2 separate regions of the Homo sapiens genome follow, and region 1 is linked to region 2. A link is a contact called in ENCODE POLR2A ChIA-PET data. All regions are on one chromosome and are shown on one strand. Each heading gives the region's core, a stretch centred on a gene start or an enhancer-like site at or near the end of the contact. The rest is flanking DNA. Distances are from core to core; before and after follow the strand shown.

Region 1 (5,920 bases), core at 649-3,148, about 38 Mb after region 2:
CTCCACCCCATCAGCAGCTGGGCCCACTCCAGGGCTCGTCAGCTAACCCAGGGTGCCCTCTTTATTGCAGGACAAAAGCAGCCTGGGGACCCCCCAGGAATTAGGAGCCCTGATACTCCTTGGATGTCACTTTCAAAAGGTGTACATAATTGGAGGAGTTAGGTGTGAGTTCAGAAGGGAAAATTCCAGCAGGTCACATGGTATCAGGCAACCATGCCAGCTTCAGCAATCCAGCTTTGGGAAAATCTATGGGAAGAGAGCTCGCCCTCTGCCCACCCTCCCAGCCCAGGGATATTTGAGCTCAAGGGCTGCCTCAGCCCAGCCTTCCTGGGAGATTGCCCTGGGGTTAAGCACCCCAGGCCTGGGCTGCAAGGGGGTCCTCTGTTCCCAACCTCTCCCCCACAGCACCTAGACCAGCTTCCTGCAGGGCCAGTGGAGATTGGGAAAGGCGGTGTCTCATGGCACCAAAGGAAGACTCTTGTGAGGGGAATAAGTGCCCTCACACTGCCTTACCCCTCATCTCATTCAGGTTTATTCCAAGTTCCTCCCCTAACCACTCTGGAAAACTGAGGTAGTTTCCCCAGTGAGGGAGCATCATTGAGAAGGAACCTGATGGACCAGCTGCTGCGCAGGGTTTCTCAGCCTCAGCACAGCCCAACACCTTGGGCTGGATAATTCCTCGTTATGTGGGCTGTTCCGTGCCCTGAAGATGTCTGGTAGCGTCCCTGGCCTCTACCCACTACCTGCCAGTAACAACAACACTCACTTCCCCTCCCAAGTGTGTGACACCCAAAATGACTCCAACATTGCCAAATATCCCATGGCAGGCAAAGTCGCCCCTGGTTGAGAACCACAGCTCTAAAACACGCCTCCCTTTCCACTGCCTGCCCTACGGACAGTGAGGGTCGAATAAGGCAGATGCTGGTCTCATTATATTACCAGCAAATGGCACACACTGGGGGCCTGATGCCAGCCGCCCAGGCAACAGCAGCCTCTCCCCAAGTGGGGTCAGCTCCCCACCGCCTTCTGCTCCTCAGACACACCCGCTGCCACCCTCTCAGTAGCTCCAACCCTAGAGCCCCCTCCGTTAATCTTTCATGGAATGGGGCAGGGCCAAAACCTAGGCTTCCTTTGCGCCCTGGCGTGGGAGTGGGGCGGGGTCTGTACCCTAGGGAACTTATCCGTCTCTATCCCAATGCCCTGGGGGAACATCCGAGGGGCCAAACAGGTAAAAGGCAAGCCCAGGGCCAACCTTCCCCAGCCCCTCCATCCAGAAGTCAGGACTCCTGGGTCCAATTTCTGAGCTCCGGTCCAGCCCTGCTGTGTGAGTCCCTCATCCCCACCCCCGCACCTGTTTCCACCTTGGCTGGCTCAACCAACAAACTTCGGCCCCGGTCCGCCCGGTGCTCACCCGGGAGAAAGTGGAGGGGAGAGAAGGGTCTGAACTGCAGGCACTTCTGGGACGCAGGCGGGACTGCCCTGCGCAGTCTCCTCTCTTCCTCCGGAGGTTTAAATCTCTGCCCAATCGTCTTGCCCCTACATCTGGCGCCCCGTCGCCCAGGGACCCCTTAGGCGTCCTGTCCGAGCCGAGCCCTAGGGGCCAGCAGACCGGGTCCAGCGGCCCCGCCGGCGCCGTCTGAGCCAGCCCGGGCCTCCAGCCGAGCCCACGTGGGACCCAGGCGCTCCGCAGGGCGGGCACCGGGCACTGGGCACCCTTCCTGGCCGCGCACCACCGCTCCAGGGCAGGCTCGGGCACAACCTCGGGACCCTTCCGGCGCCTGCGGCTGGGCGGCCGTGAGTCCTGCCCCGCTCGTCGCCCCGCGCTCACCTCCCTGCGGCCCCAAGTCCCCGGGACGCAACTCCGTGCGGCGCCTGCGAGCGGCTGGGCGGTGGCTCCTCGGGGGCGGGGCGGCGGCGCTCCGCCTCTTCCCTACCTGCGCGCGGGCGGCCGGGAGGCGGGGCTGGGCTCCAGGGGGCGTGGCCGGGCTCATGGGGGCGGGGCCTGGACGCAGTCTTTGCTCAGTCGGCTTCCTGGGTTCCTGCCTCCGCCCTCCACCCAGCTGGGTCCCCGCCTGGGCAGAGCCCTGTTTTCGCCTGAGCTGGTCTCTTCAGGGCGCCGTCCTTTCCCTCTTGGCGTCCTCACTCCACCCCAGACCAAACACGTCATCTAGGTCTTGATTGCCGTCTTCAAGTCGCCCCTCCCCATCAAGAAAAAGCACCCAATCTCCCATCCCCTTCTTCCAGCGCCCTCATCCTCAGGCCAAGTGGGCCTGTTCCCTTGACCCTTTTAGTCTGTAGTCACACTCTCTCCGGGAAGCTGGGCCTGAACACCTCCTCTCCCTCCTGGACCCTGAGGCCTCTCTCCTAGCTCTGCTGTGCCCTTGGGTTGGGAACAGGCACTCCGTGGAGGTCCTATCTGCATTTGCCCTGCAGCTAAGGCCAACATTTGTGACTCCTGCCAACCCCCTACACACCCCGTAGAAGCATTGACAGAACCCACCCAGCTCTGGCCCTTCCAGCTGCCATGCGGGCCAGAGCCAGACTGGAGATTGGGGACGCTGGCGACACCTGGCCCCTTGGCTTGGGTCTGTCTGCCCAGGTGGTTCCTTCTCTCTTCCCTGGACTCCAAGGGCCTGCCTCTTGGGACTAGACAAACAAAACCTTGGCCAGGGCAGCTAGGACCGAACTCCAAGGTCTGGATGCCCCGTTCTCAGCCCCAGCGCTTATCATCTCGCCGTCCCTCTCCAGGAGGCCTGGCTAGGCCAGGAGGAGCAGAGTTTGAAGAGACTCAGGCTTGGAGGGGTGGGGGTGGGGTTGTCAGGGCCAAGGCAAAACCTCTGGCCCTTAGAGAGCTCCTGAGCCACCCTGCCCCCCAACCCAAGGACTCTGGTGTTTATTGCTGACCTGGGTGGAGGTGGGGAGCACCTGGCTGCTGGAGATTATCCTGAGAGATGCATCTCTCCTCCCCAGCTCTGGGGCCATGAGGAGGGCACAGGCTGGAAGGAGGGGGAGTGGGCCAAAGCTGGGGTGGGGGTTGCTCCTAGTAACAAATGTAAGGGACCATTTATTGTGCAACCAGCACATCCTGGGGTTATGTGCAGAGAGGAACAAAACCAGGGCCTGCCCACGAAGTGCCAGCATTCTACAGGGAGACGTTGGAACTCAATACTGTAACAGGAAGGGTGAGAGCAGCTAGCCATTCCAAAGTGCTTTAGTCTGTATAATCCGCAGTACAGGTCTATGAAGTGGGTACCATTATGATCATCCCCATTTTAGGGATGAGAAAACTGAGGCAGAGGGAGATGTGAGGGGAGCAGCTGGGGTTTAAACTCGGTCATGATCTGACTTTAGACTCTAACAAACACTGCTGCAAATGCCTGAGCTGGGTTCTCTCTCCTGGAGCTCTACTGGAAGCTCTGCAGGAGTCCCCAGGAGGGGAGGGATTCATGGTGGTGCTTAAGCTGGTGTCAGGGATTTGTCCCATGCAAACATGGCGTGCTGCCCGGCCACATAGGTGCAGGGAGGCTGATTACAGCCTTGGCTGCAGCAACACGCACCTGTGAGGCCAGAGAGGGAAGAATGTTAAATAGGCCAGGGGTATAACTTGTGATAATGTCACACAGCTGTTAAAAGCAACGAGGCAGCTATCCATGTACTGAGAAAGGAATTATCTCCAACTTATAGTAAGTTAAAAAAAAAAAAGCAAGCTGCATGTTTAGTATAATCCTATTTACCTAAATTTAAATAGAACAGACATATATATGTTGGTAGATCCATACAAACTTTCTGGAAGGATATCTGTGGAGTAACCCTGCAGGGGTTTAGGGGGAGAGAGTCACTTGCTTTTCATTTTGTATCATGTGCATATATTACTTACATAACTTAAAGAGAAACACTGTCTAAACTCTTTGTTTTTGTTTTGAGACAAGGTTTTGGTGTCACCCAGGCTGGAGTACAGTATACTCATGGCTTATTGCAGCCTCGACCTCTGGGGCTCAAGTGATCCTCCCACTTCAGCCTCCTGAGTAGCTGGGACTATAGGTGCACGCCATCCTTTCTGGCTAACTAAATTTTTTTTTTGTAGAGATGGTGGTGGGCGGTGGGGGGGGGCCTCACTACGTCGCTCAGGCTGGCCTCAAACTCCTGGATTCAAGTGATCCTGCTTTGGCCTCCAAAATCGGTGGGATTACACTTTACATATTTTACTTTTATAACTTAAAGAAAAACACTGTTGGCCGGGCGCAGTGGCTCACTCCTGTAATACCAGCATTTTGGGAGGCCGAGGCGGGCAGATCACCTGAGGTCGGGAGTTCGAGACCAGCCTGGCCAACATGGAGAAACCCCATCTCTACTAAAAATACAAAATTAGCCAGGCGTGGTGGCACATGCCTGTAATCCCAGCTACTCGGGAGGCTGAGGCAGGAGAATCGCTTGAACCCGGGAGGCAGAGGTTGCAGTGAGCTGAGATTGCACCATTGCACTCCAGCCTAAGCAATAAGAGGGAAACTCTGTCTCAAAAAAAAAAAAAAAAAAAAAAGGAAAAGAAAAAGAAAGAATAAGTGAAAAACACCGTCTAAGCTTTTTTATTTTTATGGACCTACAGGTGTAGGGAAGATCTTCACAGATTGGGATAAGGAAAGGGATTTCTAGTGGGAAGAACAAGAACGAAGACACAGCCGGGAAACTGGCTGTGGTGGGGAAGCTTCTGGTGCTATGGCTTGGCTACATCGCAGGCTGTGTGAGGAGGAGGACAGGAGAAGCCTGGGGAGGCAGCGGGGGCTCAGGGTGGAGGCTGCTGTGTGTCTGGATAAGGGTTTTTACTTTCTTCTGTAAGCAAGGGGGAGCCCATGAGGCATTCTTCAACTAGGAAATTGCACCCTCATATTTTCTGCTTGTGTCCCCTCCTTTAAAACATGCTTTCACAGACACTATTTCATTTATTATTATTATTTATTTATTTTTGAACCGCAGTCTCGCTCTGTCGCCAGGCTGGAGTGCAGTGGCGCAATCTCCACTCACTGCAACCTCGGCCTTCTGGGTTCAAGTGATTCTCGTGTCTCAGTTTCCCGAGCAGCTGGGATTACAGGCATGCGCCACCACATCCAACTAATTTTTTTTTTTTGAGACAGAGTTTCTCTCTTGTTGCCCAGGCTGGAGTGCAATGGCGCAATCTCGGCTCACCACAACCTCCACCTCTCGGGTTCAAGCGATTCTCCTGCCTCAGCCTCCCAAGTAGCTGGGATTACAGGCATGCACCACCACACCTGGCTAATTTTGTATATTTTTAGTAGAGATGGGGTTTCTCCATGTTGGTCAGGCTGGTCTCGAACTCCCAACCTCAGGTGATCCTCCTGCCTCTGTCTCCCAAAGTGCTGGGATTACAAGTATGAGCCACTGTGCCTGGCCTTTTTTTTTGTATTTTTAGTAGAGATGGGGTTTCACCATATTGGCCAGGATGGTCTCGATCTCCTGACCTCGTGATCTGCCCACTTCAGCCTCCCAAAGCACTGGGATTACAGGTGTGAGCCACTGTGCCCGGCCTATTATTATTTTTTGAGGCCGTTATCTTGCTCTGTCATCCAGGCTGGAGTGCAGTGGTACAATGGGAATCACTGTAGCCTCAACCTCCTGGGCTCAAGTGATCCTCCCACCTCAACCTCCTGAGTAGCTGGGACTACAGGCCACCACACTCAGCTAATTTTGCTTTATTGTTTGTAGAGATGGAGGTCTCACTATGTTGCCCAGGCTGGTCTTGAACTCCTGGACTCAAGCGATCTTCCCGCCTCGGCCTCCCACAGTGCTGGGTTTACAGGCATGAGCCACTGCGCCCAGCCTATTTTATTTTTTAAATCTTGACAACAATTCTGCAGATAGGCAGGTCAGGCTTTACAGATGAGGACACTGAGGCTGCTGTGGAATT
Region 2 (5,842 bases), core at 615-3,114:
CTTTGGCTTGATAAGCTATACATGGAAAGTTCAAGGCCTAAAGGAGAGGTAAAACTGGTTCCTCCTGGGTTTTGCACGGAACCGCAGCTCTGCTGATCTGTGATCTCTCTGTTCAGCCTAGAGATACAGCTCACAGTAATAGGAGCCAGGAGAAAAAAATGCGCGTTTCCCCGGGGTCCGAGGAATGACACAACCACATTCCGGGTTTAAAATATCGCAGCTGCCCTTTGACCCAGGCAGCACGCCTCTTCCTTTCTCCTTTATTTTTCCTTTTTTTGGGCAAAACCTAGTCGAGGGGGACGCCCTTGTCTCCCGTCACACTTACCATTTTCCTCCGGCCCAACAGTGACCCTGTCAGGCACGCAGCCAGCAGATACTTGTCCCCATCTTTAGGTTATGAAACTCCATGGCCTTTTATTCTTACTTCAGTGGTTCTTAAAATGTGGTCCCCACACCAGCAGCACCAGAGGCACCTGGAAACTTGGTAGAAATGCAAATTCTCGGGGCCCCCTTACAGAATCAGAAACTAGCAGTGTTTTAACAAGCCCTGCAGGTAATTCTGATGCACGTTCAAATTTGAGAAACACTGTGTTCGTTTATCTCAGTTTGCACTGGGTTATAACTTTACTTTTGTACATTAATAGTCAAGGATGAACACAGCACGTCCATGTCACCATTAATACAGAAAGTTGAAGTTGGAGAAGGGCTGTGTCTATGGGTTTCCCTCGCCTGACCCACCCTCCACCCCCAAAAGGAACGCCAAGTTGAGGCGTTCCCCTGTCTCCCTACCCCCATTGGAAACATCCTGTCCCTCAAACCCGGCACCTCGAACTGTCTGACCCATCTGAGGCTGGCGCCCGTGGCCGCAGAAATCCCTACACCTCTGGCGCGAGTAATGCGGTCGCGCAGCTTTTATACCCACCCCCTCCTCCCGCTGAGCACAAAGTAAAACCGAAAGATTTCTGCTAAGGTTGAAAAATGAGGAAGATACTTTTTCTTTTCTTTTTTTTTTTTTTTTTAGTCAGGACCCAATGTTAAAATGTGAGTCAAGAATGAAAAACAGATGGTTAACAAGGGGAAGGAAAAACCAAGCCATTGAGGGGGCACCCGGATTTGAACCAGGGACCTCTTGATCTGCAGTCAAATGCTCTACCACTGAGCTATACCCCCGCGCCTCTACAGCGCCTGGAGGCGGCTCCTTGGGTGCTAAGCATTGTTGCAGCTGCTACACTGTGAGTAGTGGTGTAACAGAAGGAGAAAGGAATGCTGGAGAAAAAGGGGTCAAGCTGAACGCAGACGGTGCCCGCATCCGGGGAACCCCGGGAAGGTGCACTGCAGGGGCTCGAGAGGGAAGCACTAGCCCGGGCCCGGCAGCGCGCAGGGTCCAAGAGGGAGGGACGGGTTCCGCCCCACAAATGTGGGAAAGGGTGTGGGCCGGAAGAGAGCTAAGAGGGGCAGGGTAGGGGGTCCCCGTTCGGTCCGCAGATTCATGCCGGGTAGAAAGTCCCCGAATGCGGTGAATCAGTTCCAGCGTTCAGGAGGATCCAACCCCACCCTCGACGGGCTTGAGGGGTTAGCCCGCCTCCCGCAGCCCGGGCGCCCCAGATGTGCAGCCTGCTCGCCTCTGCGCCGCCTCCGGCTGGGGAAGGGCCCTGGGCACCGGGCGCAGTCAGCCTGAGAGCGCTGAGGCGCCAGCACCGCGGGCCCCGCCGTCCCCCCAGGAACCCGCCCCCGCGCAGCCCCACGTCGCCCGGAGAGCGCGCCTCGCTGCGCGTGCCCTTGCCCGCGCCCGAGGCGCGTGCCCGCCCCAGTGCAGCCCCTCCTCCCCGCTGTGTTTATTAGGGGAAGGAGGGCGGAGGCGGAGGCCAGTTCCCCAGCTCCAGCCGCCGTCGCTGCTGCCTGTGTAGTTGCAGCCGCGGCCGCCTCCCGCCAGCTCGCCTCGGGGAACAGGACGCGCGTGAGCTCAGGCGTCCCCGCCCCAGCTTTTCTCGGAACCATGAACCCCAACTGCGCCCGGTGCGGCAAGATCGTGTATCCCACGGAGAAGGTGAACTGTCTGGATAAGGTGAGCCCGGGACCGGGAGACGCGTCTTTGCAATCCCCCGCAGTGCTCCGAATCCAGGGAGGAGAGAAGGGCCGGGTCTTTGCCGCCTTATCCCCGCGATCCCAGGAGAATGGAGGGAGGGCGAGCGGGCGGTGTCATGGGGTGTGGGGACACATCCCAGTCTGAAAACCAGGAGATCTGGGGCGAGGCGGGAAGTCCACGCGTAGCGGGCAGCCGCTGCTGGAGAGGGGTGGGCTCTGTGTCCCGGGGTTGGGAGGACGGGAGAGGAGCAGGGAAGTCAGGCGCCGGGGTGTGTTGGGGGAAGGTTAGGGGTGCAGTCCCGCCCCCTACGGCCTGGAGAGTGAGAAGAGACGGCCGCTCCCTCTCCGCTCTGCGCCGAGCGCCAAGTAGGCGGAAGCGCGGGGCGCTGGTGGAGGGGGCGGGGGGGCGGGGCAGAGGCTGGGGGGCCCTGCAAAACCGTCCGCTCCGGCGGGGGTGGCCTGGCTTCCTGGCCTGGCGGGGCGGGGGCTATCAGCCTGCGAGTGTGTGGCATCTGATGCGGGGGGTTTTGGGTAAGGACCCGGGCTCTGCCGCAAGAGCCCCGTTTTTGAACGACCTGCACCCCCTTGGATTCAGTCGTTAAAGGACTCGCAGACCTCCTCCACAGCTTCCCAACCCCCACCTCCAATTAAAAGCCAACTCCCGGTGCTGGGCCGTCCAGCCTGAGCCGGGTGGGGTTGGGTGGCAGAGTAGGGTGGGTGGAGGGTGCTTAGCTGAGATCTCCTGAAATTGTGCTCAGAGCCAGGAGACCGTGTGGAAGAACAAAGAGCTAACTTTTCAAAGCAGGTTTCTCCAATGGAGGGTGGGGTTGGCTGAGTTCTGGGGAAGCCGAGGAAAGGGGGAGGTATTGGGGGGAGGGGAGGGTGGCCTTGTGGAGATTCAGTGTCCCCTGGGGGCCCTGTCTCCCCAATGCTGGACTTGTTCATCTGGTTGCCATTAGACTTTTGGAGGGGGGTTGGAGAGTAGAACTGGGTGTTTCCCGTACAGTTTAGGGTAGGATCCTGTTCTCTTGTAAGCTCCGTAAGATCCTAAGGTAAAACCTGCCCCTCTGCATCCCCTCCCCAGTCTGGAGGGGAGGCCTCTGTGATTTTGTGCCCTTCCTCACCGCGTCTTTCATCCACCACCCAAAGCTGGCTCCAAGTCCAAGTATTCTGTCCTTTCCATCTGAACTGGGAGGGCTGGGAGGACTGGATGGAAGAGAGGTGCAAGGGTGGGAACACTAGATGAAAGAGGGGTATAGAGCCCTGGGGCCAAGTTCATTACTGACCTGGAGCCAGGTTTTGTTCAGGAGAGGATAGTTTATTGGACACCTTATCTCTCCCCTCCCCCTTGGTGTGTGAGCTTCCTCAGTGACCTTTGGCCTCTGAGTCAGCGTGAGGAGGTGGGGTTGGAGGTTCTGAAAGATATTTGAACTTGCTCTTGGGGAGTGTGGGCATATGGGGCCGCTGCTGTGTCACTGTTCCTCCTGGTCCTGGGCTTGACTGGGCAGGAGGAGAGGAGGGGGTATATTGTGGGCACGAGGAAAGTTGTTGATCTCCCCATGACCATGCCAGCCGCTGTTGGGCAGGACTTGAGCTTAGAGCTATCAGATAATGAAGTCTCCCCTTGAGAATGTACCTGTCCTTGCACACTGGGGTTTCGCCCGCCCCTCGTGGCAGAGATTTTGGCCTCTGCATCTTGAGTTCCCTGTGGTCCCCTTCTTCTCCACAGTCATGAATTGGGAAGAGGCAGTGGGCACTTGACCCGTATAAGGAAAAAGCAAAACATGAAGGCAGGATTGCCACTCCAGGAGTTGGGAAACTGGGTCCTTGTTCCAGGTCTGCTCCCACCAGTTTTATGAATGTCTCTAGGCCTCAGTATTCACCATCTGTCAGATGGGTATGATGATGTCATTTCCTTAAAGGTGGGGCAGTGCACTAAAGTCCCTGAGTGCTAAAGAGGGTGCTGTATAGACTATGCCCTCCCTACCTCTCTGGGATGCTCTGTTCAGCTCCACACCACTCCCCTTGGAAAGACCTTCAGTGCCGTGTACCCGAGGGGAGGGGAGCAGGGATGGGCAGGGTGCCCTCCCCAGTTCTCTTACCCTAGCTGGAAGAGGACGTTCAAGTGGGGGTTGCCCAGGGAAGTGGGAGTTGGTGATTCCTTCCTCTTTTTAGAACTCTCCCTATAGGAAGTGGCCCTGGAGAGACCTCGCCCCCTGTACTGAGCAGGAGACCTGAAATATCCAGGTATCAGACCTATTCCTCTCCACCTGCTCCAGGCAGTAAGGATAGGACCAGGAATGGGGAGCCAGTGCCTGGAGGATGCTGGGCTGTGACCAGGGAGGAGGGGAAACCTTCAGTCCCATAGGCAGCTTCAGTCCCATAGTTGCTAACCAACTTCCCAAGGCCTCCCATTTACAGCAAAAGAGTCAAATTAGACTCACCCGTTTCTCTACAATCCCCCATGGTACTCAGCCCACTACGTGGCCCAAAGCACAGGGTGTGTCCTTGGTTTCAGCCTTTTCTCCTCCCTGAGCCTTATCTCCCAAAGGCATAGGTGGGTAAAAACCTTGTCACCTCTGAAGGCCACCCTGCCCCCAACCTGCAGTACCCAGCATGCTTTGCAAGCTGGATAAATATGTATTGCTGATGACAGTGTTTGAGGAAGGAGGTCGAGATTTGCTTCTCCAGAGGACTTCTGGGATTAGAGCTGGGGGAGAAACAGGGTGACCTCATTTGCTCATTCAACAAATATTTATTGAGCACCTACTTTGTGCACCTGCTTTGTATCTAGGGAGCTGTGTTGTCAAGAACCTCGCCACGTCCCTCTTTCCTGGCTTGCTTCCCCAGGTTTCTGAAAACAGGTGGAGGTAGAGGATTGGTCTGCTGCCAGTTCCCCTGGAATCCCCTGTTAGGGTGGGCTCTCTGCCTCTGCTTGTCTCAGCGCTCCCTCCCCACTCGAGGGGGTTGAAGTCCTCACAGCTGTGGTGCCCCGTTTTGCTAGCTGAAGCTTAGAGTACCCCACCATCATCTTGTGACCATCCCTTCATAATAGCTACTAGTTATCACGATATGCTGGGCTCAGTCTTCACAGCAGCCTCACAAAGTAGGTGTATTCGCTCTTGTAAACGATGCACTCCATAAATGGAGGCTCAGGTAGCCCATGTGGCTCATCTCCCTCTCTTAGAGCTGAAATTCACATCCACAGTTCTTTCTGCTCAGCTCTTCTGCCAGTGTGTTTGCAGAAAGTACTTTTATTTATACATATTTATATTTTATTTACATCTCATTTGTGCCAAAAGTAGGTCCCATCCCTTCCTGACCCTATCTGGAGGAATGCTCTGGGCCTGGGGTCTTGTATGGGGGCGTGGGGCCACTGGGAATAATCCTGTCCTCCTCGGAATTTGTGGAGGTGCAGCAAAGATCTATGCCTTTAAGCCAGCGGGTCAGGTGGCCAACCAAGCTAGGCTGGTGCCCCGGCCAGGGTGGGGCTGGCATTGCCTCTGCAGGAGGGAGAAACTGTAACCCTGGGCAACAGGAAGGGAAGAGATGGTCTCATAATCCATCCCTGAGTCATGGCCACCCCAGGTAGCCTGGGTTCAGAGGCCAAGGTGCCAGGCTGCAGGCACAGTGACACGAAGCTTGCCACATCCCCCCCAACCCAGAGCCACAGAGGGACAGGCTGTCCCAAGTGAGGGGTATCCTTGCAGGCTTCTGCCCCTACCAGCCTGTTTACCTTTCTTTAGAGTGGGTTGCA

The links. ChIA-PET counts read pairs that join two places held with the same protein, here RNA polymerase II (POLR2A).
Region 1: POLR2A ChIA-PET joins it to region 2 with 11 read pairs in CD4-positive, alpha-beta T cell. The contact joins the promoter of RHBDF2 here to the promoter of LASP1 in region 2. POLR2A ChIA-PET finds 5 or more read pairs at or near these places in 2 of 52 experiments (CD4-positive, alpha-beta T cell and naive thymus-derived CD8-positive, alpha-beta T cell).

What each region holds. Positions count from the first base shown.
Region 1 is chr17:76,499,525-76,505,444 of GRCh38, forward strand. RHBDF2 (rhomboid 5 homolog 2) reads right to left here and starts at 1,899. Exons shown (of 19, transcript NM_001005498.4): 1 at 1,829-1,899. RefSeq lists enhancers at 1,157-1,826, 2,177-2,316 and a silencer at 1,487-2,126.
Region 2 is chr17:38,868,194-38,874,035 of GRCh38, forward strand. LASP1 (LIM and SH3 protein 1) reads left to right here and starts at 1,865. Exons shown (of 7, transcript NM_006148.4): 1 at 1,865-2,065. The coding sequence starts at 1,997. It overlaps TRC-GCA4-1 (tRNA-Cys (anticodon GCA) 4-1), which reads right to left and starts at 1,170; the gene lies at 1,099-1,170. RefSeq lists enhancers at 1-118, 119-719, 295-474, 1,965-2,114, 3,127-3,728 and silencers at 75-174, 1,595-1,904, 2,425-2,524.